Linked DNA regions of Mus musculus: all the other regions are linked to region 2. The links are chromatin loops, found by intact Hi-C in ENCODE. Cell type or tissue: heart. All regions are shown on one strand. Region 1 has its middle 47 kb from the start of Gm34960. Region 2 overlaps Pdgfra (platelet derived growth factor receptor, alpha polypeptide). Region 3 has its middle 34 kb from the start of Gm34902. Region 4 holds the start of Lnx1 (ligand of numb-protein X 1). Region 5 has its middle 2.7 kb from the start of Usp46. Region 6 overlaps Lnx1 (ligand of numb-protein X 1). Region 7 overlaps Scfd2 (Sec1 family domain containing 2).

The links. A loop is a pair of places that touch in the nucleus more often than their neighbours do. Peaks named below come from ENCODE experiments on the same cell type or tissue, not always from the same donor. Only the 100,000 strongest peaks of a DNase experiment are listed, where the experiment ranks them.
Region 1: a loop joins it to region 2, with 4 times the contacts of the local background. A loop is called at or near these places in 11 of 42 quality-filtered maps.
Region 3: a loop joins it to region 2, with 11 times the contacts of the local background. A loop is called at or near these places in 14 of 42 quality-filtered maps.
Region 4: it touches region 2 in a loop (2.4-fold over the local background); 2 of 42 quality-filtered maps call a loop at or near these places.
Region 5: it touches region 2 in a loop (2.3-fold over the local background); 3 of 42 quality-filtered maps call a loop at or near these places.
Region 6: it touches region 2 in a loop (2.9-fold over the local background); 15 of 42 quality-filtered maps call a loop at or near these places.
Region 7: it touches region 2 in a loop (2.8-fold over the local background); 5 of 42 quality-filtered maps call a loop at or near these places.

What each region holds. Positions count from the first base shown.
Region 1 is chr5:73,755,319-73,759,318 of GRCm38, forward strand. No RefSeq gene overlaps it. Among named protein-coding and RNA genes, the nearest start is that of Gm34960, 47 kb to the right of the region's middle. In heart, no CTCF peak of the experiment used is centred here; no DNase peak of the experiment used is centred here; H3K27me3 peaks cover 508 bases.
Region 2 is chr5:75,154,181-75,158,180 of GRCm38, forward strand. All of the region lies in intron 1 of Pdgfra (platelet derived growth factor receptor, alpha polypeptide), which reads left to right. Among named protein-coding and RNA genes, the nearest start is that of Pdgfra, 3.9 kb to the left of the region's middle. In heart, CTCF peaks have their summits at 1,611 (motif pointing right), 2,223 (motif pointing left) and 3,067 (motif pointing left); DNase peaks (open chromatin) are centred at 31, 941, 1,781, 2,201 and 1 weaker place; H3K4me3 peaks cover 3,689 bases; H3K27ac peaks cover 2,955 bases; H3K27me3 peaks cover 1,080 bases.
Region 3 is chr5:73,684,091-73,688,090 of GRCm38, forward strand. No RefSeq gene overlaps it. Among named protein-coding and RNA genes, the nearest start is that of Gm34902, 34 kb to the left of the region's middle. In heart, CTCF peaks have their summits at 99 (motif pointing right) and 2,284 (motif pointing right); no DNase peak of the experiment used is centred here.
Region 4 is chr5:74,701,349-74,705,348 of GRCm38, forward strand. It overlaps Lnx1 (ligand of numb-protein X 1), which reads right to left and starts at 1,555. Exons shown (of 11, transcript NM_001159577.1): 1 at 1,444-1,555. It overlaps Gm15984 (a long non-coding RNA gene), which reads left to right and starts at 1,124. Exons shown (of 4, transcript XR_001784879.2): 1 at 1,124-1,324. In heart, a CTCF peak has its summit at 1,721; DNase peaks (open chromatin) are centred at 1,683, 2,643 and 3,283; H3K4me3 peaks cover 1,299 bases; H3K27ac peaks cover 1,706 bases.
Region 5 is chr5:74,069,084-74,073,083 of GRCm38, forward strand. No RefSeq gene overlaps it. Among named protein-coding and RNA genes, the nearest start is that of Usp46, 2.7 kb to the left of the region's middle. In heart, a CTCF peak has its summit at 1,671 (motif pointing left); no DNase peak of the experiment used is centred here; H3K4me3 peaks cover 429 bases; H3K27ac peaks cover 726 bases.
Region 6 is chr5:74,616,623-74,620,622 of GRCm38, forward strand. It overlaps Lnx1 (ligand of numb-protein X 1), which reads right to left. Exons shown (of 11, transcript NM_001159577.1): 6 at 3,352-3,723. Among named protein-coding and RNA genes, the nearest start is that of Gm32304, 29 kb to the right of the region's middle. In heart, a CTCF peak has its summit at 2,248 (motif pointing right); no DNase peak of the experiment used is centred here; H3K27me3 peaks cover 370 bases.
Region 7 is chr5:74,453,995-74,457,994 of GRCm38, forward strand. All of the region lies in intron 4 of Scfd2 (Sec1 family domain containing 2), which reads right to left. Among named protein-coding and RNA genes, the nearest start is that of Scfd2, 76 kb to the right of the region's middle. In heart, a CTCF peak has its summit at 1,667 (motif pointing right); no DNase peak of the experiment used is centred here.

The DNA of each region.
Region 1 (4,000 bases), 1.4 Mb before region 2:
GCTCGCTGTGTATTCCAGGCTGGGCTCAGCTTAACTCAGAGAGATCAGCTGGTCTCTGCCTCCAGGTGAGCCACCCCTGGGACCACCAGGCCCTGCTGTACCTGCTTTCTTAATTATGAAGGACTTTTCATGCACGTTCTTTGAACACCTTCCTCCCCATGCCTCATACCCTCCCCCCCCCCCTTTATCTCCACTCTCGTGTCCCACAGTCCTCTTTGTCCCCCAGAAGTTTTCACTTTCACTGTCATCAACACATACATGACTTTGTATATTTGGAAGTCTAGGACCCACACTGTATTTATATTTTAGTGATATACCTTTTAAAAATGTTATTTGGTATAAAGAAATTCACACTCAAATAATGATCACTTATCCTAAAATTAACACACAATACACTTTATTTACAATTAATGCTTCCAGTTGGACCCTGGCTTTTAAACTGACTTGTTGAAGCTTCACCCTAGGAAGATGTTTATGTGTAGTACATGTGACAGAGCCAGGAATACCAGCCAGGAATTGTGGGTAGACAGCAGACTCCCTGCCACCCTGCTCAGAATCCTGGGCTGCTCACATCAGACCTCAACATTATTTAAACCTTGCAAAAATTTTGACCTAGAGAGTTGGCCTGTGCTCTTCTGGCCCCTTCATGCTTGGATCTCATGCTGCCTGCCCATCTTCAGCCCACAACTCTGATGTAGGTCACATTGATCCAACTGGGAAAGCCATGTTGGTATTAAGTTTCAGTTACAATGAAATAAAGTTCTTTGCTTCATTCTCCCAAGGGGGAAATGTGAAGGAATTAATGTCCTCCCTTTGGGCTCAAAATGAAAACAGAAATATAATAGCCTGCATTCTCCCAACTGAATAACCACCGTCTGCTCCCACTGTAAAGGTCTATAATTGAATTATTTTGAAGAAATTCAATAAAATGCACTCTATGGTATATTTTTATTTTACTATATTAAGCCATTCCAGATGCTAACTGAACAGCATCTTTTTGAAGAGTCTTGTATTTATTTTCTCCGGCTTGATAGCTACATTGCAACACTCTTCAAGTACCTTAAATATTTGTCTCCTTTTGGCACTTCACCCAGTAACTATTTACTGAAAACCACTCCTTTAGTTTTGTTTTGCTTAGTCTTGAGCCATTATCCATGCAAACCTAAGGAACGTATTACAACTCCTTTAATCTACATTTTTAATCAATTAGGAGAGAATTAGGGCAAAGATTGGAAATGAATATAGGTCTACAATTGTGGCCAAATTATAGTTTATTTGAAGTTCAGTAAGAATTTGGACATGTGCTCTGCATATGAAATATATATTAACATAATCATGGTGGGAGAATTACTAGTAATTCTCAAAGAATTTAAGATTAAAAATGTATATTAAGGGTATTGTGGTCATGTATCCTAAGGTAGTCATCATGGGGAGGATCTATAGAACATCAGGTGGCAGGTTTATAGTCACCGCCCTTTCAGTTTAGAACTAGATCACTCCAGTGTTACTCTGTTTTCCTAGGCAGGCTGTCCATGTACTCTTTGTAGAGTCGTCTTCTCTCTATGTGACCTTCAAAACTGCATACAGAAGTTCAGAAACAGGAATCATTTGGAGCCAAGAGTTTGGGGAAAGAGGTAACAGATGATAATAACAGCCACAGGGATTAGGGGACAGTCACAATTGATACTGTGCTGTTAACTGGTACTCAGGCTATGGAGCCAGATGGCTGTAACTCTGACCTCCATCTCTTCTATTTACTAAGCCCATCCCATTAGATATGTTATCCAGCTCTGATTCTTCATCTGCAAGACTGGAGTAACGATGGTGTCTGCCTTTAACAAACGTTGAAGTTTGTAAAGCACTTAGGACGATACCTAACACGTGGCCGGTGCTGTGAGCTTGCGCCTTAAATAATCTGAGTAACATGTGCTGGCAAGGAGGGAAAGGTGTTGAAGTATGTTGAAGAATACTCTACCAACAAATGATTTGAAGACGGAGGAGGCAAGGCAGTCCAAGAGCAAGTCCGTAGCCAGGATCTCTAAACAGGAAGCTCCAGGGAGTAGATGACAGTGACAGCACTAGAGGGAAGAAGATCTTTCAGGTCTTTCAAAGAAAAAAAAAACGGTCAAAAATGTGATATATTGGTCTGGGGATATGATCTTGGAAATAAATGATTTTAAGCATGTGGCCTCGAGGGATTACCAAGATGCTGCTGCTGCTGCTGCTGTCGACAATGTGGAAGGAGTGGCATGTTACTGCAGGAAAGACCGGAAATTTGGGCCAAATCAGCATGGAGCAAACAAATGAACCATGAGAGTCAAGTTTACCATGGCCATGCACGTGACAGATGGGCTGCAGCTGAATCAACTGCCGTCTTTCTTTGGGATGGCTAAGGGGTCTGTGCCACATGGTCTAGTGGTTTTGTCACCTACACACACACACACACACACACACACACACACACCGTTTAGATTAGGTTTGTTATTGAGGTCTCATTTCATCCTAAAGACATGTTGTATATGAATAATTTGAGAGTAAGTATGTGTGTGTATAACATATACATATCTCATATTGTATATGGTGTGTATATAATAGACACGACCTATACAAACTTTAAATCCTATGCTTTTCTACCCGAAAATAAGACCTTGCTGAAAGATACAATGGTTTTATATTTATTTCTCATATTAACATCACAAGGGAATCATTTTAGCCCCAACGCACATATCAGTGGTTGCCAATGATGGTTCTAAGTAAGCTCTTTCCCTGTGCACACTGATCCAGTGACCACAGCCCTGTGTGAACTGAACATTATTATTCACATGTTAAAGAAAAAGAATGGAGACAAGAGAGGCTCCAGAAGAATCCTGAGAGAAGGAATTGTGTGTGGGTTATCAATGGAGGGTTGGGAGGTGGCAGGAAAGCAGGACAACCGGATAGAGGTGGAGGAGGCTAAGGACGGCAGTGGGGACAGCCTGTCAGAAGGGAGCCTTAGTGTAATCAACCCCACAGTAGAGTTCTGGAGTAAATCATCTCTCAAAGTCACCCAAAACCTTTTCACATTCCTACCCCTGAAAAGCCACCACTCAAGGGCTGTCTGCCTCAGGAGGATAGGTTTTGGGGGTCTGCATTAGTCAACAAAGTGGTCTAAGGCTGTCCTCCCCAGAAGAGTTGCAAATACTACGGTTAGATGATAAAGCAAGGCAAAGGCGGGAGCGGGTTCTGAGCAAGTGCTTGAGAAGAATTCGGGGTGAAGAGGATCTAGGAGAAGGGGTGTTGTTAGCTTCTCCAAAATTCAGGGTCCTGGCTGTACCTGTCACTCACTTGTACGTGACCAACCAAACAGAAAGATTGTGGTTCTTGCTGGTGTTTCGATTTGTTCATCTGACTCATCTTTGTATAAGCGAACTGGAAAAGATATGTAAATCTGTGCACTCCCATGCACATAAGCACATATATCCATCACCAAGAAATGCAAAGTTGACTTGCAACTCAGATGTTCTGAGTCAGGCACACTAAACCTAAACTCTGGAGTTGAATGCAGCTTGCAGAGGCCCCATTCAGCTCTGCGTTTTTTGGAAGGCTGAGTTAATTGCCTTTATTTTGAGTGTGGGGAGATTTCAGTCTCCAATTTCGGATGCCTACCTCCATTTCTATCTCATACAGTTGGCTGGGATGATGGGAGATGGATCTCTTCAGAATGCTGCCATGTGCTTCATCACCCCCACTGTCACTCAGCTATTCTTACCAGTTCTTCAGCCATATGAGAGAGTTTACAATCCCTTGCTCACCTCTTTTCTCTTCTTTCCTGAGACTGATGACCTCTGCCCGATGGTCAATGATGGCCCGGGAAAGTAGAGCTGCTACCCTGTTCCTACTGATGCTGTTAGAATGTTTATTTACAAGCACAGAGCACTAACGTTCCTCAAACAGACAATTTGTAGATGTCCTTTTCTATTGTTTTTCTTGCTCAAAGAAAGATGCCCTAATACACTCCCCA
Region 2 (4,000 bases):
GAGTCCTTGCAGAACCCGCGCTTAGAAACTCCCAGGTCTGCTAAGACCTCTAGAAGACCCGGAGGGTGTGCATGGGGGAACCCAAGCTGGGGAGGGGGCGTGGGTGGCACTTTTAAAAGTCTGGGCTGCCCAGCGTCGGACAGAGCTGCCCAGAAAAGCCCCAGGCTGGGCGGTGTGGGAAACGGCTTTTTGGCTTCGTGGCGGAATTGCTCAATGTTTTGGACTGAATTGCTTCTCCTGAATGGTTTCGGATCAGTCTTAGGCAGCCTTGAGGAGCCGGAGGAGGCCTCTAGTGTAAACCCACACTGTGGTCTGCAGCTGTACAGCCCCAGATTTAACACCCAAAGTCTCAGAAGAGGCTCGGGGCTCAGGGCGCTCCTCGGGCGCACCTCTTCTGCCGTCGCACTGGAGTTTACATAACCTCTCTTAGGCTCGGATTTTCCCCTGACCAAGGCTTTCCATCTCATCCTTCCTCTCGTCCTCTTTCTTTGCAAATTCCTCTTGATGAGGACTCCTTCGATTTCCCAACAGGAGTGTGTGTGTGTGTGTGTGTGTGTGTGTGTGTGTGTGTGACACACCAATTAATTTGTCGCCGTGGTCAGTTCCTGCTTAGGAACCCTTGCAAAAGTCCTGTTTTGGGTTGTCTCTAGTACAGCTGGGTTTCTAAAGCTCGCGGGAGAGAAAGAAAGAAAGAGAACACAGTCCAACTCCACTGTTTATTGCCCCGGATCCCTTCTTTTGCTGGAGTCTGCAGACCCGCAGGGTTCAGACTCAGAACCTGGCCTCCCACTTCTGGGCCCAGGGGCTTCTACTTTCTTCCTGGGCGCGGGCTGGGGAGAGATGCAGGGGGAGGGGCTTCAGGCTGCAAACGCGTCAGGCGCCGAAGCTGGCGGGCGGGATTTCTGCCTCCTGGGGACAGGACCTAGGCTGCGCGGGACCTGGGGACGTGGTGACCATCCTTCTGCCTGGTGACCTCGAGGGGTGGGATCCCCCTCGGGCCTTCAGTGAGTAGCATCCAGGTTAAAGGTTGCTGACTGGAAAGCTGGATAGGTGACTCAAAGGTGAGAGGCTCAGCGACAGTCTGGCCGCTGATGGTTGGGTTGGCCGGAGGCATCAGCATTGAGGAGGAGAAGGAGAAGGAGGAGAAGGAAGACGAGGAGGAGGAGGAGGAGGGGGAGGGGGAGGGGGAGGAGGAGGAGGAAGAGGAGGAGGGGGAGGAGGGGGAGGAGGAGGAGGAGGGTGGGTCTTGTAGGAGAGTACTCAGTGTGGGATGCAGAGTACGCAGCTTTCGCTGACTGCATTCTGATTCCCGACCTCATCGGTGCCTTTTTTTTTTTTTCCCTCTGAAGTAGTTCAATGTTTTTTTCTTTTGTTTTAAACTGAAGGGTGGACCACCAATACTAGCTGGGAACTTAGACGGTAGTAAAAGGGGATAAATGTAAGCCACGGACTTGGAGAGTCTCTTTCTTCTACTTCAGTTCCCTTCCTTCCGGAAGGTAGAGAAGCTAGAGGCATGAAGTAGAGCAGGGGTGCCCAGGGGCAGGGCAAACAAAGGGGCAAGGTGGGCACTCCAGACCCCGAATCACAGAGCTTGGTCCAGCCTTTGGTTCTGGCGGCTGCGGTCGGTGCTGGCTGGCCTGCAGGAGGCGCTGTGGCTCGCCTGTAACCCTAAACCTGGCCCCCTCCCTCCACCCTGCCCAGTCTCCTCTCAGGTCGCAGTTGAAAACAATGCAAACGCTGAGCATAGAGCCTGGGGCGCGGCGGCCTCCGCAGTCCTGAGCTGGAAGGAAAGGGACTTGGGCTTGGGCCTGGGATCGTCGGGTAGATCCGTGTCGCCTGGTATCTGGTGGCGATCTTGTGGCGCGGGGGTTAAGGGAGACAGGGAGAGAGGGTGTTGGGGAGGGGGGTGAGAGACACAGATACACACACACACACACACACACACACACACACACACACACACACACGGAGAGAGTGAGGGAGAGGCAGAGAGACGGAGACACACAGAGACAGGCAGAGAGACAGGCAGACACAGAGAGACACCCAGAGAGAAGGGGTGGTCGGGATCCCGAGCGTGCTAGCGCGGAACCTCAGAGAGAATCGGCCCCAGTGCGCGCAGCGCTGTAGGGGACCCGGAGCCTGAGCTTTGAGCGACGCCGGAGCCAGCGGGTAAGATCAGCGGGGTTGCCGCGCCCTCTAGTGGCTCCCGCAGCGCGACCCTTGTCCCAGTAGCCCTGGGCGGTCGAGCGGTCCCCAGCCGGGAGCCCAGTGCGCCTGGAATTTGGGCTCACCTGGGTCGCTCTTGAGTTTTCCTGCGGGCACTGCGTTGGCGCAGAGGCGTTGGGTGGACAAGAGTGGGCTGAGGGTCCGGGTTTGAGCTGGAGAATTGGGGCGTCTTAATTTAGCAGAAGGTGGGTGGAGGCGGTGGAATTCCGGATCCAGGGAGATCTTGGGGGACAGTAGCCGGCGTGTGCGCTCCAGGCCGGCTCAAGCTTCCTTGGCCTGTTGCTGTCTTAGACCCCGCGTTACCGAGCAATGGAAATAGTCCTTTCTAACCAACTGGGCTGCAGGGACCCCGCGGGGGGCGGGTTTACGAGCAGCGAGAACAGAGTGGCAGGGAAAGGCGTCGTGGTCTCTCTTGGCAGGGTCTAGGTAGCCTTCATGCTTGGAGAGGTGGAAAGTCAAAGGGTGTTGTTTCCCCTAAACCCAAGTGACCAGTTCTGCAACATCTTTGAGACCTGGTCCACAGCGCTATCTTCCTGGCTCTCAAGGCACGGCTGTGTCTTGGTCCCTCTTTGGGCAGTGGTGATGATAATTATGCTGATGGTGACGATGGCGGTATGTTTGTTCCTCAGTGAAGTCTCTGGAGGTCCCCAAAGAAATTTAGCATTTTAGATAGGAGTTTTGTCATTTCTTCTTCCACGCCTAGGAGCTCAACTACAAGTCATCACAAGACCTAAAAGTAAAGATTAACCTACGATTTTTTTTTAAAGTTGGGACATTTTAAAATCAGAACTGGTTTCAATGGCGCCTGCAGCTCAGAGACAACAGGACACTGGTTCTTGAACCAACACTGCCATCTGCTGTCTACTCTGAGGAACTGCATATGCCTCTGAGAGGGCTTGGCAAATTCCAAGCAAATATTGGTAGGAGGGAAGTTTCTCTCTCTCTCTCTCTCTCTCTCTCTCTCTCTCTCTCTCTCTCTCTCTCTCTCTCTCTCTCTCTCTCTCTCTCTCTCTCTCTCTCTCTCTCTCTCTCTCTCTCTCTCTCCCCCTCCCTCTCTCTCCCTCTCTCTCCCTCTCTCTCTCCCTCCCTCCCTTTCCCTCCCTCCCTCCCTCTCTCCCCCCTTTCTCCCTCCCTCTCTCCCCCTCCCCCCTCTCCCTCCTTCCTCCTTCCCCTCTCCCTCTCAAATTTTAAATTTTTATTTCAAGTGTATGTGGGGGGGTTCCCCCATATTTATATATATGAGTCTTGTGCATGCCTGGTGTCTTCTAAGATCAAAAGAGAGTGTCAGGTTCCTGAGTCTGAGCTGCTGTGCCGGTATAGAGACTTGAACCCAGAGACCATTCGGTGACCTTAACCACTGTGCTATCCCTTCATCCCCCTTTTTGCTCTTGAGGAGCACAAAGATGATTTTATTAATTTTTCTTTCTTGCGAGTCTGCAACAATCTCCAGAGGAACAGATTTTATTTTTCAGACATTTGTGTAGTTTCCAACGTGTGTGTGTGTGTGTGTGTGTGTGTGTGTGTGTGTGTGTGTGTGTGGTCAAGAGATCAAATTCAATCCTTCCAAATGCTCAGTAAGCCCAGTGTGGCTGAGCTACATCGAGCCCTAATTGCTACTCTTTCACACGTACATAATGAACGGGGTTTATGTGAGCAGGCCTGAAAGGAAGGGAGCAGGCTTTTTTCCTTCTGTAAACACAGCGTGTGGGCTTGGTGACTTCAAGACACCTGATGACTTTTCTTTTCATTTAGTGACAGTCGAAAGGATGTGTTA
Region 3 (4,000 bases), 1.5 Mb before region 2:
AGTAACTCATTTCTTTTGTTGGAACATTGGGACCAAGGCATTTTATTCCCGTGATACTTCTGTCTCTTTAGATCAGGGAACAAGTTGTAGATTTTTGCCATAGACCAGTAGATGTCAGCATTGGTCCTGTCCTGTGGGTCATGAGTGTGAGGCAGGATGGAGCAAGTTCCCTTCATTATCATTCGAGAGGCTTTTGCTGTTGACACAGCATAGTGCACAACTTTCAGTTGTTGGAGATTCTGACAGAGCTAAGGGGTTGTGCATACTGAAGGGTGATGCTTGGGGGAAATTTGACTCCCACTGTGGGGCTCTGTGTGGTAGTGTCCTTAGGCCGGGCATGATTCAGTCCTGGTGGCTGCAGAAGAGACATATAAACACATATATTCAGCATTTTCTGCTGTGTGGAGCTCTGTGCTGTCTGTAGACTCTGTTAGCATCACTCTGTGTCCCAGCTATCCAGGACTTTAAGCTATAATAAAGCTTTTTTTTTTTTTGTAGTATAAATAATCTGCCTCTAGTATTTTATTACAGAAGTAAAGGATGTACAACCGGGTACCCAATAAAAGTTCCAAACTGGGAATCTCTTGTGTGTTTTATACATGCTTATCTTTGTTTTCTAAGATACAATATTACATAATATTGTATATTGTATTTGTATTATAAGATAAAATTGCCTCCATTTCCAATGCTGATACCAGAATGTATCCAGTGTGTATGTCTTTCTTTAAATCCCTTACCTTATATCTTTACATCTTCATTTCTAATTTCCTCTTGCTTCTCTTTGAATTTCTCCCTTTTCCTGGTTTCAGTTGTTCTCATCTCTTTGGCACCCATGCATTCCCTTACATATAAGCATCTAACCTCTAAGCGAAGTATGAGTGGATATGAAGACAGCAAATGACATTTCACATGAAGATTCACATATGCCCTGATTCATACAATGCATTCATTTTACTGAACTTTCAAATGATTTTGACTTTAAATAGTTAGGCTGTTAAAAACAATTAAAAAATAAATTAGATGTACAATAAATCTGAACTATGGTAAATCTTAGCTCAGTGAACTCAATGAGAATATTAGCTAGTATTTCCCAAATTGTTGACAAAAATACTTGGTATGCACATCAAAGATGCATCTGTGGGTTTCCTGTCAAGCCTAGTAATAGTCTCTGGGGCATTTGCATCAGCACAGAAAGGCAGGTTTGGAAATATTGGCCAAAGATCGGGCTTCATTAACCCTTGAACAGGATACCTGAGGCCTAATGCAATCCCTGGAACTTTCCCAACTGTGAATGCTGTGTGACCTACAGACTGCATGTGCTCAACTACTTGTTTCCATCCAGAAATATGCAAGCCATTGAAAATTGAGCATATTTAATCCTTATCTGCATGTGTACCTAGAACACATGGCAAGTCATTGGCCACACATCTAGATTGTCGATAAAAGAGGCTGGGGGAGAATGCTCATTTTATTTCCCATATATATGTCAATATTTTCTTGTCCTTAGTGTTGGATACATTTTGTTGTTGTTGAGAAAACTATACTTCTTTACTCCCTTACATCGCAGAGATCTGGGCTCAGCATGTGTGATTGAAAGCTGGGGTCATAGCTAGGATCGTGACTCCCCACGAGTACAGCTGGATAGTCGCCGTCACAGGCCAAGGGGAGTGAGGAGTTCCTGGATGACCTAGGCTTATTCCTCCATTGTCTCTAGAGGAAAATCCCAAAGGAGAGAAGGTGACATCAGACCCCCACGGGTGGCCCGCCATGACTGGAATTCCCACAGACACGCCATCGAACAGTTTGGACTTCTACTTTGAAAAAATATCAGTGATCCCAGAACTGCCAGAAATATACTTGCTTTGTTCCCCAATGAACAATGCAGCCCCCATCTTCACTTCTTTCAAAGCCCAATATAATTTGCCACCATCAAAGCAAAGTTAGATTCTAAAGAAAGAGTCACGTGTAACCCTCATTTGAGTGAGACAACTTTTGAGAGGCTTGGCTGGGTTACTAATTCTCTAAACAATGTTAGCTAGAAACAACAGCTCTTTTCAATGTTTGAATTCAACCTTTCTCTATTGACTATCGGGTGGTGAGAATGTAACAGGGATGGCATTGGATTTATCAAAGTCATAATACTTCCTGGTGTGACCTCCCCTTCCCTAAGTAGCTGCCACCACAGTTGGAAGAAGTCCAAGCAAGCAGCATTTCCCAGGGAAACTCAGGCCTGGGACCCAGAAGTTCCCTGGGAAATGTCTGAGAGAAGGCACTAGATGGCAATATTGCTTAGGAAATGAGACGAGCACACTTGCTGTTGGTAATGGTTCAAAAATAAAAAATATTAGTCCTCAGATAGTATCTACAACGTCATTCCTAGCTTAACTGGTCACTGTAAACTTGGAAAACATCTTGCATTGATAATGAATGGTCGGGATAAAAATATAGAGTGTCAGAAAATCTAAACAACTATGTCATAGCACCCCATAAAGGATGTATATGCTTATATGCTTTATCCTCTTAAGGCTCAAGAAGCAATTTCTTAAGCACAGGAGGTGAAGGTGGGAGTAATTCTTGTTTGGCTATCTATCTATCTATCTATCTATCTATCTATCTATCTATCTATCTATCTATCTATCTCATCTAGCATCTATCAATCATTTATCTATTATCTATCATTTATTAGTTTATCATTGGTCAATAGTCTATCATCTATTCATTAATCATATCTATCTATCCATCTATCAACCATGCCTGTCTATCAGTCTGTCAGTCTGTCTGTCTAATTGTTTATCTATCTGTCTATCTATCTATCTATCTATCTATCTATCTATCTATCTATCTACCTATCAACCTATCATCTATCTACTATCAATCATCTATCATTTATTATCTATTTTTCTATCATCTATCTATTATCTATTTGTCTATTATCTGTCATCATCTATCTATCTATCTATCTATCTATCTATCTATCTATCTATCTATCTTGGTATTTTAAAATTTCAATCTAACACCACCAACCTGGAGTTCTTACTGAGATGAATGCAATGAATGGCTTGGGATGTCAGCTTTTTCTCTTCTTGTCTGGCAGAGAACTTGGGCTGCATTCTCAGCGTTCACACCATGACCACCTTAACACCAGTTGCAGAGGATCTGATGCTCTCTTCTGTTCTCTAAAGGCATCTGCACATACATGGTGCACACACGCTCAGGAAGGCACATATACACACAAATAGATGTAGAGCTGGCTTACAGCAGCTATGGTTTTCTGCAAAAATATGCACAAGAGCAAGCCAGGCCACATCTAGCATTGATAGGGAGGGCTCATAGAGTTATCGACAGTTGACAGCTTCTAGTGGAGGGAAAATCCTTTTATTTTCAGGGGTGTGGCTCTGGTAGACTGATCACAATCCAGCGGATTGGCCCCATCACCGAGTTTATAAAGATATGAGCAACACAAACTATATTTGGTGGATTGTTTAAGAGGAAACAGGATATGACCTTGGGACAGAGTGTGGAGAAAATTGGGACTAGATCTGGAAGGAGTTAGGTGGATGAGCTAGGGTAAATATAATCAAAACACGTTGTTTGCTTGTACAAATTCTCAAAGTATTAATAAAAATATCTTCAAAAAAGAAGTCTTACTGCAATGGAGAAAGCAAAATGGTCCTCACCCGTCTGCTTAGGGACGCAGCTGATCTATACTGGGAATGAAGGTTCTTGCTGAGAAGAACCTACAACCAAACCATCAGAGCTGTAGTAACATTATTGCTTGAGACAGGCCATTCTGAGAACAGTGTACCCTGGAACTACGCAGCACCCAATGGCCTGCAGTGAATCTGGACAAGAGGAGGAGGCTTCAAGATTGATTTAAATGACATCTTTAAAGTTCTTGGTAAGCCTCATCTAAGAAGAGAACATGTGTGCTCCCCTCCCCCAGTTAGCCAAATTCTTCAATAGGATTCATTCTCACTCCTCCCTCTCCCCTCCCTCTCCC
Region 4 (4,000 bases), 450 kb before region 2:
AGTTTGCAGAGGTTTGGAACATCAAAGACAAATGTATGGCGTACAAAATCCAGGCTATGGGGAGTCCTTCTCTCACCTTGCTCACAAACCTCTGAATCAACTGAGAATGTTATTAAGGCATCAACGGCAGTCACTCTGCAAACACACTAGCTTAGAGGACAATACTGGGCACAAAGGTCAGCTAGAAAAGAGACTACGAGCTTCCCAAGAGTCAGAGAGAAACCAGTAACAAGCACAAAGCAGACACTTACCAGCAAGAAGCAGCCGTTCGAGGGCAGTGCGTTCGTACAGTTGGATGTTTGGCATGTTCTTTTACTTTTTAGAGGGCTGTCTCTGGGCTTATTTCCTAGTGGATGATTTCCTTATAAACCCCGCTGCTAATTTAAGACCCAGGAAAGGGACTAATCAAAGTCTATAAAATGGAATGTCTCAGGATTCATTTATTTCTCTCCTGGAGCTTCCCAGCTAAGTTGATAAGAAGACAGATTGGGGACTTGTTTCTTTGCCCTTGTTAATAATATTAGCTAGTGGAGTGGGTCTCTCAGGCTCGTTGAGAGCAGGTTATGTGGTCAGGATTAGAAAAATAAATATGGGTCCTTGAGGATTTACAATTACTTTTAGAGTCGGGTCCTAGCAGAGCAGCCTCTTCCATATATTTATTAATATAGAAAAGATAGAAACAACAAGAGAGTTTCAACAATTCAAAAGCCAGGCCTGGCGTTACATTCTTGTGGCCTTGAAGGGTAATCTTTACTTTAGCCAAAGGTCAGCAGGCAACCTATCTGGCCTGAAGGTAAACAGTTCTAATCCAGACTGCTAAATATTTTCCACAAATAAAGGAAACTAAAGGATTTTTATGAGAGAGAGAGAGAGAAGGAGAGAGAGGGAGAGAGAAGAAAGCTTATAAATAGGGAGCCAGAATTTATTACCTTTAGTATTGACTTTCTATTGTAAACAACAAGACCTAGGGAAGTATTACAGCTTTGGATCAAAATTGCTTCAGATGACATGAATGCAAGCAAGAAAAAAAAAAAGGACAATCTGAATTTTGTGAATGTCCCCAGCACCCCACACCACCCCCTACACACACACACAAAACAGGCTGAACTGGTCTGCACATTTGAACTAACTTTCAAAAAGCATCTCACCTCACTTCTCTCAGGGGTTTTAAAAAGAATCAGATCAACGTCACCAACAAGTAGAGGCCGGATTAATAATCAGGAAACAAAAATGATTAAATATCTGGCCGAGATAACGTTGCTGGCCATGGAGTAAGACTGGCGCAGACATCTCTACTCTCAGAGTGTTACTCTGGACTGAGCCAGTAAGTGGTCTTTCTTTTACTTTTTCTTTCTTTTCTTTTCTTTTTTTAAATTCAGATTCCTTGTTCAGATCCCTTTTGGGCCAGAGGTCTAAAGAGAGGAAAAAGTAGTTTCTTCTCACCTGTTCAAAGATGTTTGGGACTTTCAAAGCAGCAGTGACCAGCCAGCCTCCATCCCTGTGCCAGAAGCGTCTAGGGCCGCCTGAGCTGTGACCGGTCTCAACTTCGGTGTACAGGTGGCTGGAGGAAGAAGAAGGGTATTGGTTGGTTCAGAGCAGGAAATCTGTGACATCACGGAAGTCTGGCTGAGACCTTAGGGACTAAAACATCCCCAGAGGCTCCGCCCCCGTCAATTACCTGACTACCTTGGAGCAGGTAGGTGGCGTCTCTCAGAGGACAAATGAATCAGTTAGAGCAATTTGCCAAGTGGAATTTACTTTCCTTTCTGAGCATAGCACGTGTCTAGCCCCGTGTACAGATCTGAATGCGAATGCCTGATTGTTTCCCAGGCCCATCTTGTATGCCTGATATTGTTTCCCCTCCAGGCTCACAGGAGCCCACACAGCTGCCAACATCAGAATTAAAAGGGAAGTTTAAACACTGGAAGGAGACAGGGATTTTTGTAGGGGGGGGGGGGGAAGGAAAAGGTTGTGAAGACTTAGCCATATCTGGGACTTGTCCCCACTAACGCCTTTCTGAATCACATCCCTTTGAGTTCCTAGTGTTTTTCTGTCCCAATATTATAACAAACCAGAGATGACCTAAGTCTACTTAAAAAAATCTAATTTTGATACCTTTCAGCATCATTTCCCAAACACCTTCGCGGTCCCCAGCATATTAATAATAGATTCAGGCATTGGTAAAACTTCAGGCATTCCTACCTCGGCCTGTCTGTCACGTGGTGGTTACAGTCCACAGTAGGCCTGCAATTAGGAGTACTTTAAATGATTCAGGTTAGAATGATAGCGCCTTACTAAGGCCATGTTGTCTGCAGGGAGAGATAGGGAAGAGGACTCAGGGCTATTTTGGTCCCAAGCTTGGTGTGTGACCCTGGACAAGTCACCCTTGCTTCAGCTTTTCCAGCAGGCTAATGGCACGACTCAGCTGGCACTTGAGTGACAGCTAAGAGGATTCCTGCCTGCTGGTTAAGGCCTGTGGCATCTTGTCCCATCAGCCTGTTGAATTGCTGTGTGTCTGTGGCTCGCAGCCAGCCTCCCTCGCAGATGTAGTCACTGTTCGGAATGTGCTACCTGGGGACCCTGGGGAGTTCTCTCTCCTGGGTTGGTCCAGGCACACTTTGGTCCCCTAACGAAGAAAACGTCTGCTGAAAATCTTTCCCCCCTCCTGATCTTGAAACTGTAGAAGTCGCCTGTTCTAACACCTCACGGCCTAGCCGTGGTTTGTGGGCGGGACTAGGGGACAGCTAGAGTTAGAAATAGTAAAAAAGCACCTTCTCCCTGAGTGCCCACATTGGTAGCTGGCTCCCTGTCACTCGGTACCTTGTAAAGTAAAAGGAGAGGGTAGCAGAAGGAAGATGAAGTTAGCGCAGGAGGCAACTTCAAATCACTGGTTCACCCCAGACAGGCCTAAACAGCGCATCCATCTGGGACCAAGCAGCTTGGGACTCTTTAAAACAAACACATACACACACCTCTCTTCGCTACTTTATCCAATAGAAACTAAGGGAGGCGTGGCTACCCTGTACCGATAAAAGCAAAAGGTTCGAAAAGGAGGGAGGGGGAGGGGGTTGGGGCTTGGGGGTTGAGGAGTGGGAAGATAATAAAGGTAGTTGAACCTTTCAAGTGCAGGTTTTTCGAGGCAGGAGGTGGGGGTGGGAGGAAGTACTATTAGCCCAGCAAGACAAAAGCTTCTCCTTCCTGAGACAGCGTGTCCCCGTGTCCCCGGGGGTAGGAGGAGACCAAGGCTAGCCAGCTTGCAGAAAGCCACGCCCCTCATTGAGTTCCGCCCTCTCTGTGCTGTCAGTCAAGCTTCACCTTGCCCAAGGGGATTGGCTCTGACTTGGAGAGGCAGTTAGATTTCCAGGCACAGAAACCCTGGGCAGAGAGGCACAGGAGAAATATATTTGCATAAAATGTGCAATCAATGAACGCGCACAGAACTTCGCTGAAGGAAGGCCTTTAGACTATGGGAATTTTTCTGGCTGTATTCACAAACACACAGCCACTTGCACGGATAGCCTGGTGAAAGAAAGACAAACTTAGGAGAGAGAGGGGAAATAGAGGAAGTGGATCAGCATTAAACTGGGAGTGGAGCTAAGGCTCAGGTGTCTTGTGTAAGAGAAGAGAAACTCCTGGATATTTTATATGGTTAGCCAAGAGAAGGGCTTCTCTATGCAGCTGAATGTAGCCTATTCTTTAAAGACTAAAACCAAGTTCAGTATAAACTCCACTGTTTCATTCCGGCTGTTGTGTTTGAACAAAGTCTTAGATTCTAAGGTAAGGTGGGGGGAGGCAGACAGAAATAATGACCACTAAAGCGAACACGGAGTAAGAAAGACAGCAAGAGCTTGCCAGGCCCGCGTACTCTCCCCAAGCACTTTATACCGGAACCCCAATGTCAGCTCCTGACATCATTTACACGCAACAGGACAAGGAACCAGGGTACAGAGAAGCAGGGAACTTGACTCACACAGCGAGTGGCAGAACTAGGGCAGTTTGT
Region 5 (4,000 bases), 1.1 Mb before region 2:
TGTCCAGGAAATACCAAAACAAAACTTTCCTATCTCCCATCCTCGGAGCTCCTGATCTCAGTTTTGTTTGAGCTTTTACACCTTCCTGCGGAGGCCCAGACTGCAGGCTCAGGGTGCACACTGTACACACCACTTGAGGGATATGTTCGTGAGAACTGAAAGAGTTCATTTCAAACATGGGGAATAATTGTGCAGACAAGTTTGCAGTCCCAAGCTTTCCACAGGGAAGTTGTGCATGTGAAACGTGATAAATTCCCAAACCAATGTATTTTGTGGAGAATTAAATTAGGAGAGAAATTAATATAATTGAAGACAGCTCTGTCTAGCCAAGAGTAACATACTGGGGGCTGGGGGGCTAGGGTTATACACATAACATGAGAGCCATCCATCCATTGGTAATTCTTCTAGGATCTGGGGTGGAAATAGAAGACAAAACCACTGACTGAAGGGTGAGGGTGGGGGACGGGTCACATGGATACTGTATTTTTCAGTGTGTAGAAGGATTAATATTCCTGCTCACAATGACTCATTCTACCTGAATTTTACTTTCATTCTTTTTTACTGCTGTCAGTTACGACTCTTCCAGCTTCTACATGATTAGTTAATAGACATGGTTAGCTCCATAAGGCTTACAGAGCAGGTATCCAACCCAGCTCTGTGTTTCTCAAATAAATAGTACAGATAAAGGCATGCTAAACTTAGGAGGGGCACCATTTGAGGAGGGGGCAGGGGAGGGGGACCATCGATAAAACACCCTAACTATGACTGGCCAGAACACAGTAAGGTCCTGAAAAGCTTAAAGACTGAGAAATGTCACAAGCTGAAGGCCTCAGCTTTGTGCGTGGTTAGTCTAAAGCTTTCATGCTTTCTAATGATAAGCTTTGCGATTTTTTCCAATATGAATGCACTGAGTGCAAGGCCTACAGGGGTTAAAACACAATTGAGAGCTGGGGAGATGGCTCAGTCTATAAAGTGCTTACTGCACAAGTACAGATCTCTAGACTCACGTCCTGCCCCCCGCCCGAGTCCACACCCACAGGTAAAGAAACACAGTCATGGTGTATAACTATCCCAGTGCTGGAGAGGCAGAGAGAGAACACAGAGATGGGCTGGTATTTGCTGCCCAGCCAGACTAGTCAAATCACAAGCTACATATTCAGGCAAGACCCTCTCTGTCTCAAACAAGTAAAGTGCAAGGGGTAGAGAGATGGCTGGATGGTTAGGAGTGCACACTGCTCTTCCAGAGGACCTGACGTCAATTCCCATCACCCACTTAGGGTGGCTCACAAGTACCTGTAACTTCAGCTACAAGGTATCCCATGGTTTCTGGACCATGGCACCTACATCATATGCACATACCACCTACACACACACACACACACACACATCCATAATTAAAAATCAAATAAATCGGGCTGGAAAGATGTCGCAGTTGTTAAGAGCACTGACTGCTCTTCTAAAGGTCCTGAGTTCAAATCCCAGCAACCATCCTTAATGAGATCTGACGCCATCTTCTGGTGTGTCTGAAGACATCTTAAAAAATATTTTTTTAAAATAAAAAGAAAATGCCAATTTTTTAAAGGGGGGGGCCTGGTAAGATAGCACAGTGGGTAAAAGCACTGACCACTCTTCCAAAGATCCTGAGTTCAAATCCCAGCAACCACAAGGTGGCTCACAACCACCAGTAATGAGATCTGATGCCCTCTTCTGGAGTGAGCGGGGCCAACCAGAGGGAGCAGAGGTCCTAAATTCAATTCCCAACAACCACGTGAAGGCTCACAACCATCTGTACAGCTACAGTGTACTCATAGACATAAAATAAATAAATCTTTTTAAAAAATCAAATAAATCAGCTGGGCGGTGGTGGCGCACACCTTTAGTCCCAGCACTTGGGGAGACAGAGGCAGGCAGATTTCTGAGTTCAAGGCCAGCCTGGTCTACAGAGTGAGTTCCAGGACAGCCAGGGCAATATAGAGAAACCCTGTCTCAAAAAAACAAAACAAACAAACAAAAAAAAATCAAATAAATCTTTAAACAAACAAAAAAAAAATAAGGCAGAAAGGAGGGAGACATCCAACATCAACCTCAGGCTTTGACACATACAACGCACTCACACATGAACATACACATATGTTTACACACACAAACACCACTGGCACAGAGAAAACCAACCAGGACCTGGCCCTGGGTGCTGTGCCAACAAGAAAAAGGATTGTTTGGGTACCCTCTAAACACCTAAAACCAAGTAGACTGTAGACAGGTTGAAATCTGGGTGTGGTGCAGTGTAATCCAGCACTCGAGAGGCTGAGTCAGAGGGACTGCCACATGTTCAAAGCCCACCTGGGCTACATAGTGAGTATCAGGCCAGCCAGGGAGAGGTAAGAAGATTCTGTTTACCTCTGGAAGAAGAAGGAAAAAAAAAGTTGAAAGGCTATGGGTTAGTCAGCAAATCAATCGAACACTGCAGAGTTTATCCAACTCATGAATGATTAAATGTGTTTTACAATTCGGCAAGGTTGATATAAACAAGTCTCAATTACAGAAGGCTCTTGGATTAGAAAATTGTAACCCTGGCTTCACTGAGTGGAGAACTACCCAGGTAGGAAGAGGTCAAACCTCACAGATGGTGCCTAGCTAATGAGTGGATTTTGAGGGAAAGTGTGTCTCTATAGAGACTACAGCTGATGTGAGATCTATGGCTGGAAAAGAATAGCCAGGACATGGAAAAATGGTTTCTAGGCCAGCATCAACCTAAGTGGAGCAGAGCGAGGCAGCCACTCCAGGTAGTGTGCTCCCTGCTGTAAAGTGCGACCCATCGGCTAGCACTGGCATTACCTAGGATGTGGTAACTTGTATAGTTACAAGTCTCAGAACAGGTCTAACTCTACTTCAGCCAACCCTTGTGATGGAATTCACCATGTGCCCACCCTGGAATTATTCTGTGTCTTCCAGTAGCCACTGCCAGACCTACTCTGGGAAAGATCCCTCTCCCATGCTGTCTTAGTCAGGGTTTGTATTCCTGCACAAAACACCATGACCAAGAAGCAAGTTGGGGAGGAAAGAGTTTATTCAGCTTACACTTCCACATTACTGTTCATCACCAAAGGAAGTCAGGGCTGGAACTCACACAGGGCAGGAACCTGAAGGCAGAAACTGATGCAGAGGCCATGGAGAGGTGCTGTTTACTGGATTGCTTCCCCTGGTTCACTCAGCCCAGGCACCACCCACAATGGGCTCTCCCACCCTTGATCACTAATTGAGAAAATGCCTTACAGTTGGATCTCATGGAGGCATTTCCTCAAGGGAGATACACAGAACTGACCAGTGCACGTGCTCAAACCCTAGGGTTCAAATGAAAGAAAGAAAGAAAGAAAGAAAGAAAGAAAGAAAGAAAGAAAGAAAGAAAGAAAGAAAGAAAAGGCCAGGCGTGGTGGTGCACACTTTTAATCCCAGCTCTTGGGAGGTCTTATAAAAAAAAACAAAAAAAAAAACAAAAAACAAAAAACATTTAATTGGGGCTGGCTTACAGGTTCAAAGGTTCAGTCCATTATCATCAAGGTGAGAACATGGCAGTATCCAGGCAGTCATGGCACAGGCAGAGCTGAGAGTTCTATGTCTTCATCCAAAGGCTGCTAGTGGAAGACAAATTTCTGAGTTCGAGGCCAGCCTGGTCTACAGAGTGAGTTCCAGAACAGCCAGGGCTCTACAGAGAAACCCTGTCTCAAAAAAAAAAAAAAAAAAAAAAAAAAAAAAAAAAAGCCCAAAACCCAAGGGTTCAGGTATGTCTTACCTTGCACCTAGAGTGAGAAGGAACCTCATGGTCCAGCTACAGAGACTGATTTCTTCAGTAAAAAGTCAGCCCTGGGACTTCATGTGTACATGTGTGTGTAGGGATGTGTGCAAGTGTGTGTGTGGGGGGGTGTGTGTATGTGTGTGTGTGTGTGTAGGGTTGTGTGTGTGTGTGTGTGTGTGTGTGTGTGTGTGTGTGTGTAGGCAAGGT
Region 6 (4,000 bases), 540 kb before region 2:
CACATACAGCGTCATCATCGCAGCAGCGCATTACATTGTAGAAATAAGAGACTGAGCGATGAAGGAAATATGGCCATGCCGACGTCAGTGACACACTCAATGTAAGAATCTGGTGCCCGGCTCCCTGAAACTGCTGATCGATAGACAAAAGGACAACCGCAGCACTCCCCTGCCTTAGCACCATTTCTCTTCTGGGAGCTGGATGTTATTATTCCCAAGATTATTTCTCTTCCACAGTAAAGGAATAAGCATGCAGGGGTGGGGAAGGGTGTCTGTATGCTGCAGGAAGGGCAACGGGGTGACCGGACCCCTTAACACTTGGATGTAATATACAGCGCCGCCTAAGTCATTCTCATGAAATGTGATACGGGCTTCCAAGTCCCGCTCTCTCAAGACAATGGGGGAATTTTGAGTCCTATTTAGTAATCACCTGGGCTTTGCGAATTGAGCATAAGCAGATTTAAGTTTAGTCTATGCACACTAAATTTACTACGGGAGCCTGGTAAGGCAATTTATGTAAGCAGGGCTTGGGTTCTACACGAGCTGTGCTGATTTGTAGAAACACACACAGACCCAGCAGGTCCTATTTCACTGGTGGTTGTTATTGGCTCCCAGGGACTTGAATGTTTAAATCCCCACAAGAGTTGTGCCTCTTTCTTTCCAGGTATGAAGCGCAACTCAAGACCTGGAATGCTGACTTGAGAGTAACCGTAGGCAAGTGAGCAGAGCATGGTTTGCTTTCAGGTCTGCTGGAAGTCCTAACACGTTCTTATTAAAGGTTTAACAGGCTGACTTTCAGATCTCTGATGAAACAATGGTATATTTAAACATTATTTTATCCAAGGAACAGAAATCACACATATGGCCGTGAATGCCCCCACTTACTTCCCACCCACTTCTATAAATTGATTTGATTTTTTTTTTCAGTTTCTGGGGGGTTGCGAGAGAGAGAGAGAGGGAGAGAGAGAGAGAGAGAGAGAGAGAGAGAGAGAGAGAGAAGGAAGAGAGGAAGGAAGAAAGGAAGGGAGGGAGGGAGGGAGGAAAAGAAGAAGAGAAAAGCCCCTGGAAGGTTACTCAGTTTGAAATTCATAATTGCTTTCTTCGCTGTCTGTATATATTTGAACTCTTAGACAAGCTTAACTCACTAGAGTCTAGAATTGCACATGGATGGGAATTCCTCATGTTCTTAGAACTCCCAGGTTCCCGTGAGAATAACTGGGTGGGATGTGCCAACCCTCAGGGATACAGATGTAACATCAGAGAGTTCTGGGAGGCTTGTTTTCCATGTAGTTTCTCCAGTAAGGATGCTCAAAAAGCCTGAGAAGTCAACAGTGGTAAAGACTCACGTGGCCCTTACTAAGCTGCCAAGTGAGTCAATGGCTCCCTGCATGAGGTGTTATTTTCTTGAAGTTTTCCTTCTTAAAGGGCCTCGACTCTCCAGGTGTCTTAAACTAGGGTCAGGTCTGCCCTGGCAGCTGCTGAGGAAGCCGAGGTTAGGGGCTTCACATAGGTAAAGTTGCTCCAATTTAAAATCACTGTGGTCTCTGCTATGTAAGCAAAAAGTGTGGTGTGATGGGAGAGAAGAAGACCAAGAGGACTGTTCTCTGGGAATTCCTTTGTGAGCAAATGTGATTCATGGGGGGGGAGGGGCGGGGGGCGCGGGTGGGGAGGGGCGGGGGGCGCGGGTGGGGGGGGCACGGGCAGCACAGCCAAGGCCCCACGGGCAGCACAGCCAAGGCCCCGGGGAAATCTGAGTCCCAATCTTTGAAGGGGATTTAGTTTAATCCCTGCAGTCTGGTGTGTGTTACAGGTATCACATAAATAAAATCCAGTTTTCTGAGACAGCAAGCTATTGCTTAGCATTTTTTGTTGTGTGTGTGTGTGTGTGTGAGAGAGAGAGAGAGAGAGAATTTTACAATATCTATTTTAAAAATTTCTTCCCCAACTAGCTTGACCCTAGCCTTTCTGAGAAATAGAAAGTTTTCTTTCTGCTTATAAAGCAGATTGGCTTTGTTTCGTAAGCAAAGGGATTTTTTAAGAAAGGAATTCCCACTGTTAGGCAAGATTTTATTTCATACATTTACTTTCTCAGGGAAAAACATGTTCTTCTGTTATTAATCTTCAAGAGTAAAATGCCACATGTAATCAAGATTTTTTCCAAATAACATGAGCTAGAGTTTTTCTTTTGCCTGTTGCACAAGTTACAGTTGGCAAAGATGAGCTCCTGAATGGGAGTTACACTGGGTGACCTGCAGAGGGCGCTAACAAGGGTAACATGAAAAAAATATGGACAGCCTCTTAGAGTCTAATTTTTGAAGGTAAAAATAAACAAACAAACAAAAAAACCCCAAAAAACAGAAAAACAAACAAACAAACACCCCCCCCCAAAAAAAAAAACCTCCAAAATTAAGCTAAGTAGTTTCTTCCCGAAGGGTTTGGAGACTTTCATTTCACGTGTGGCTATTTTACCTGGTCAGTTTTTCTAGTCTAGCTCTGCCTTCTTGGTTGTACAAAATCAGAAACAGAATGTTTTTCGAGATCTGAGGAGCAAGCAACCACCATCATCATGTTCATCACTGTACCAGGCACTGCTTGGTACATAGAGGCTCAAATAGTGATAACTAAGCAAAGTTAAGGAGATAAAAAGTAGAGATTACAGCAGAGGGTCAAAGCTCAAAGCATGTAAAAACAAAATGTAGGTGGTGAATTGTTTTTTTTTAACCCCCCCCAGAGCAAACTATATTGCATATATATTTACCTGTTCATAATTCGACTAATTTATTAGTTAAATATTTACATATAATAAGCATTTATTCACTGAGTGCTTAACCTTGCTGGACAATGATCTAGGTACGTGTAGAATATTATTTGCCACAGTATTGTACTTTCCTAATTGGCAGATAACCATAAAATAGAATCAAAGCAGAATCAAAGCAGACTAGAGGGAAAAGATGGGATATACATACATACATGCATACATACATATACATACATATATATTCTCATATATAGACTATATCATTATAATCATTTTATGTGTGTGTGTGTGTGTGTATATATATATATATATATATATATATATATATATATATATATATAATCTCCATCCCATCATTCATATATATATATATGGAGAGACAGAATACATAACACCACAATGCTATCAGTAAAGATCATGACCCAAGGGGCATCATTTGTGTACACTGGGTTCTTTCTCGTTCATTGAAAACGCCAGCCCTTGCCCTGACCTCCTTAGAGGGAAGGCTCTCTCAGCGTACATGGTAAGGTGACTGAGTGGTCCTGCTCATGTGGGTGTTTCTGACTGAGATCTTAGGGTGACTTCTGACCCACCTGAATCAGATGAGCTGCACTCTCTGGACTGCCAAATCGAAGGTCATGCCCGTTGATGGCCAGCACACGGTCATTCTCCTCCAGCTGGCCGTGTCGGTCGGCGACACCCCCATTTAGCACGTTGAAGATGAACACGCCGGGCTCATCCACCCGGCGCACCAGCTTTATGCCAAGCTGCTCCTCGGGGCTGCTTTTGTTGAGGATTACATGGAAGCTGTCATCCCGAGGTCCATAGGAGTCCGGCACGTGCGCATTGCTTCTGCTACGGAACTTCTGCTCCCGCAGCACCGTTAGCCGCAGCACCTGGCAGGGCTGCCGCAGGAGCCGCACGGCATAGTTATGAGGGACATTGCTGATGTCCATGCCGTTGACCTGGGGGTGGGGCCATTTGAGAGTAAGCCTACTGTAAGCATTCTGAAAAGGTCCATGCCAACATGGGGTTGATCCTTAGTATCACAAGAACCAAGTCAAGCCATCACAAGCCCAAGCCTACAGAGTCAGCAGGATATTGTCCCCTGGCCTGCTCTGCCACCTCCTTTTGTCCTGTATCCAAATAACCTAATCTTCCACAGTCATTTTCTGGTCTCTATGACTCCACACTTTCTTCCTTCACCCTAGTCCTTACCTCAGCTTGTATATTTACAGAATC
Region 7 (4,000 bases), 700 kb before region 2:
GGTGCAAGCACAAGGATCCGACTCAGATCCCAGAGCCCATGTAAAAGCCAGGTGTGGTGGCACAGATCTGTAACCCAGAACTGGGAGATGGAGACAGGGCCATGTCAGCAGGCTCTCTCAACAGTGAGCCTAAACAAAATGCTGAGCTCCAGCTTCAGGGAGAAAGAGTGTGCCCAAAAATAAGATGGGGAGTTGATAGAGGAAAACACTCAGTGTTGGCATATGGCCTCCATGTGCACATGCACACACAAGCATCACACACACACTATAACCAGTATCAAAGAAAAACTCCTATCCTCATACTTGAGAACAAGTATGGAGGGACAACTGAAAAATTAACCAACAGTCGTTCTAATACCTTACGCTGGTACAAAGGCTCCAGGAATACATAGTTAAAGGGGTATTCAGTGTCAGACAGACTGGCTTGCAACTCAGCTCCCATAATCACCAGCAGCAAGATCATGGCCAAGCTCAGCCTAACCATTCGTGAACACACAATTAGTTCATGAAATTCACTTAAAAAACTGGTTGGTTGGAATCTAGGGCTTACTGTATTACAGGGGAATACTAACACAGCAGGAGACATTTTAGCTAGCCTCTGAAACCCTGTTAGGATGCTCCCACAGTGCTGAGAACACTGCTATCTAATGCCCATTACCGTGTATGAAAAGTCAAGGAACCACGTGGTTTCTTGGTCTCACTGCTTCCCTGTCTGCAGACCTCATGCACTCAGGAAATGGTTATTACATGGAATGAAATCATTATTTTGGAAACAGCTTTTCAGGTTGGTTTTTCCTTCTATGATTTGGAAGTGCCACATCTCTTGGCAAAGAACTAGAAGTCAAGTGCTTCTCTGGAGAGAGGAGAAAGTGATAGAGAGAAGACACAGTTTTTGCACCAGTCAACTTTAAAGTTGACCCCCACTGAACCAGAAGTTCTGAACTGAAGGAGAAAAAGTCACAGGTTGTGTCAGTTAAGATATGTGCCATCATAGGAGCACCCGAGGATCCCAAATGTTAAGCTACCCCGACCCCTGTTACTCCTAAGACTCCCAGGTCTATGAAAACATCTTACACGCCATCAATCTGGATAGGTAAATCTCATGTAGCATGAAGACACGTGTATATATATGCTGCATGAATATACAGTAAAGAGCCAGCCTCCGTGGTAGAAGGGCAAAGCTATAAGCCCTGTGAACGTGGTACTGTGGTACAGGGAGTCTCCTATCCCTGGTCACAGGCAAGCCTTCACCAGGTCAGGCCACCAATGAAGGCACAAGGCAGGGCAGCAGCTGCACGCTGACAGCTGACTCCAGAGAAGAGAGGCGAGGAAACAGGAGCTGCCGCCACCCTATTCTTACAGAGGAGCAGGAAGCCCTGCTGCACGCATCCTTTGGGGAAGGATCCGTCCAAGAGGAAAACAGGTAGGACTAAACCTATGGAGTGAAACATCACTGTAAGTGCAGACAACAGGGAGAGTGAGAGAGAGGCCAAGCACGTGCTAAGGAAACCCCGTGGAGATTCGGAGGGTGACGTCTGCTCTGCTTTGCTGTCTCTCGGAATTATTTTCTTTCTTTCTTTTTTAACGGTTTATGTGTTATTTTTATGTGCACAGGTTTTCTGCCTGCATTTGTTATCTTCACACTATACATATGCAATACTGATGGAGGCCAGAAGAGGGCATCATATCCCCTGGATTGAAGATACAAACAGTTGTGCACTGCCCTGTGGGCACTGGGATGCAAACCTGGGTCCTCTGGAAGAGCAGTCAGGCACTCTTATCTGCTGAGCCATCTCTACAGCCCTGGGTTTATTTTTCAGTGTATTTTTGTGAAAAGCACACTCTACAACTGTCCTCAGAAAAATATCCTATTGGAATGCCCCCTGCCCCCATCTCTGGAACAGCACCAAGGACAAGTTACAGGTTCATTGTTTTCTGCTTCCTCGCTCAGTCAGTCTTTACTCAAGCCAAGCGTTATCATCCTTGGTTTGCAAATGGGAACAGCACTGTGGGACATACTGACTCTGGCTACTATGGCCTTTGGCCAAAGAAAAGCAGACTGGTAGAAACTTCTTCCCAGAAAACCTCAATCTTAATTATTATAAATGGCTGGAAACAGGCATAATAAAACAGGACCTCCCAAGGTGACAGCCAATCAGGAACAGTGCAATAATGACCATTATATATATTGCCAAGCCATGTGGCTTGAAAGCTAATACAAGCATCAGGGAATTCAGAAAGTAAAGCCTCCAATGCTACAAGACTAGCAGATATATTATTATTTACTTTCTTAAATGTAGTTTGTTTTAGAAAAAGGTAATCTACAATTTAATAGAAAAAAAACAAATCTTACCCTTAAAAAACTACTTTGACAACTTTAAAAATCATATGCTTATTTTTTCATTGATTGCAAAGACAGATACAATTTAAGCTAAGGGAATATTATACCTATATAAGCTTGAATTAATTTATAGTCATTTAGCTTTTCATTTAAAACCTATTTTCCAAATTGGATAGTTTTATATAAAGCAATAGCAAAAGAAGAATAAAACATATATATTTACATGTGAGTGCTATAGGAAGTATAAACACAGCTGCTTCCTCTTTTCTATAGCTTGCTAGCATTTTATAACCACTGTAAATTATATTACACCCAATAAAAGCCTTTTCCGGTGACAATTAGCATAAAAACATCAGCTATATACTGAAGACTTAAAGAAAAATACTGTTGAATGTTATCAAACAGTAACTTTTAAAATACAACATTTTTCTGAGTTGCACTCATTTTTCTTCAATAAATTTTAACTTAGAAGAGTAAAGTACAGAAGAGAATATATTAGCAGTATGACATGATAACATAGACATTTTGCTTAGTTTGCTCATCTGAAAGAACACATGGTGGATGGTTCCTACTAACGGAGTGCTTGCTACCTACCTGAAGTGTGCCTATAGTTTCCTTCAGTACCAAAGCATCACAAGACACTGCGGTGTTCATATTTCAGTTTCACTTTCTAATCTAAATTTTCTTGCTGTATTATTAAAATGGAAAATTCCACATCTGTAATGCCAAACTAAGTGACTCTAGGTTTTGATTTAAGAGACTAGCCCTGAAGTCCTAGTGTGCTATTGCTGCATAGCTCAGCTGCTCTAAGTAACAGCAGCAGAGCACACATTTCAAACAACCTGTCAAAGGACATGCAAAATTTTTATCATGAAAAATAGTGTCAGAGCTATGTTTAATCTGACTTGAACACTACATAAATGCATACACATAAATCAAAGCATTATGTTATTCTATCATATGCACAATTTTTGGTGTGTTACACATCCGCTAAAACTAAATTTAACATGTTCTAATAACTTCGTGTGAGTTTTGAAGAGGTGGCTCAGCAGCTGAGTGCACTGGCGACTCGCACATGACCTGGGTGTGATCCCCAGCACCAACACAATGGCTCACAAATGTGTGCAACTTCAGCTCCAGAGGATCCAACACCCTCTTCTGGACTCCATGGGAAAATGTATGTAAGCAAAACACCCACACATAGAAAATAAAATCATAAAGTGATTTTAGAAAATCAACACCCCCAGTTGTAAACTGAAAAAAAAATTGATTTAAAATAATACAATTCCTTAAGCAAAGAAAGTATCTTTATGATCAAACACACCTATGATTAGTATCACAAGTCTGTGTGTCTGGGTTCAGCCAATGCTGTTTGTAAATGAATAATTTGGCAATTACTATAAATATGTTCAACATTTAAAACACTGCTGTGGACTCTGGGGATGAGAAGGAGAGAAAGAGTTATGAAAATCTTCCGTCCCCTATTTTTTAAAGTGTAATCACTGTTGGTAGATGAAAGCGTTTATTTTGAATAAACTCTTAGTTAAAAGCCTGGTTCAGTAGCTTTGTATTCCAGAGCCTGGGCTGAGGTTTTCAGAAGACTGTGAGTCAGAGCAGTAGACAGAGTGGGTGCCATGTGCCACTTTTCCAGGATAGGAG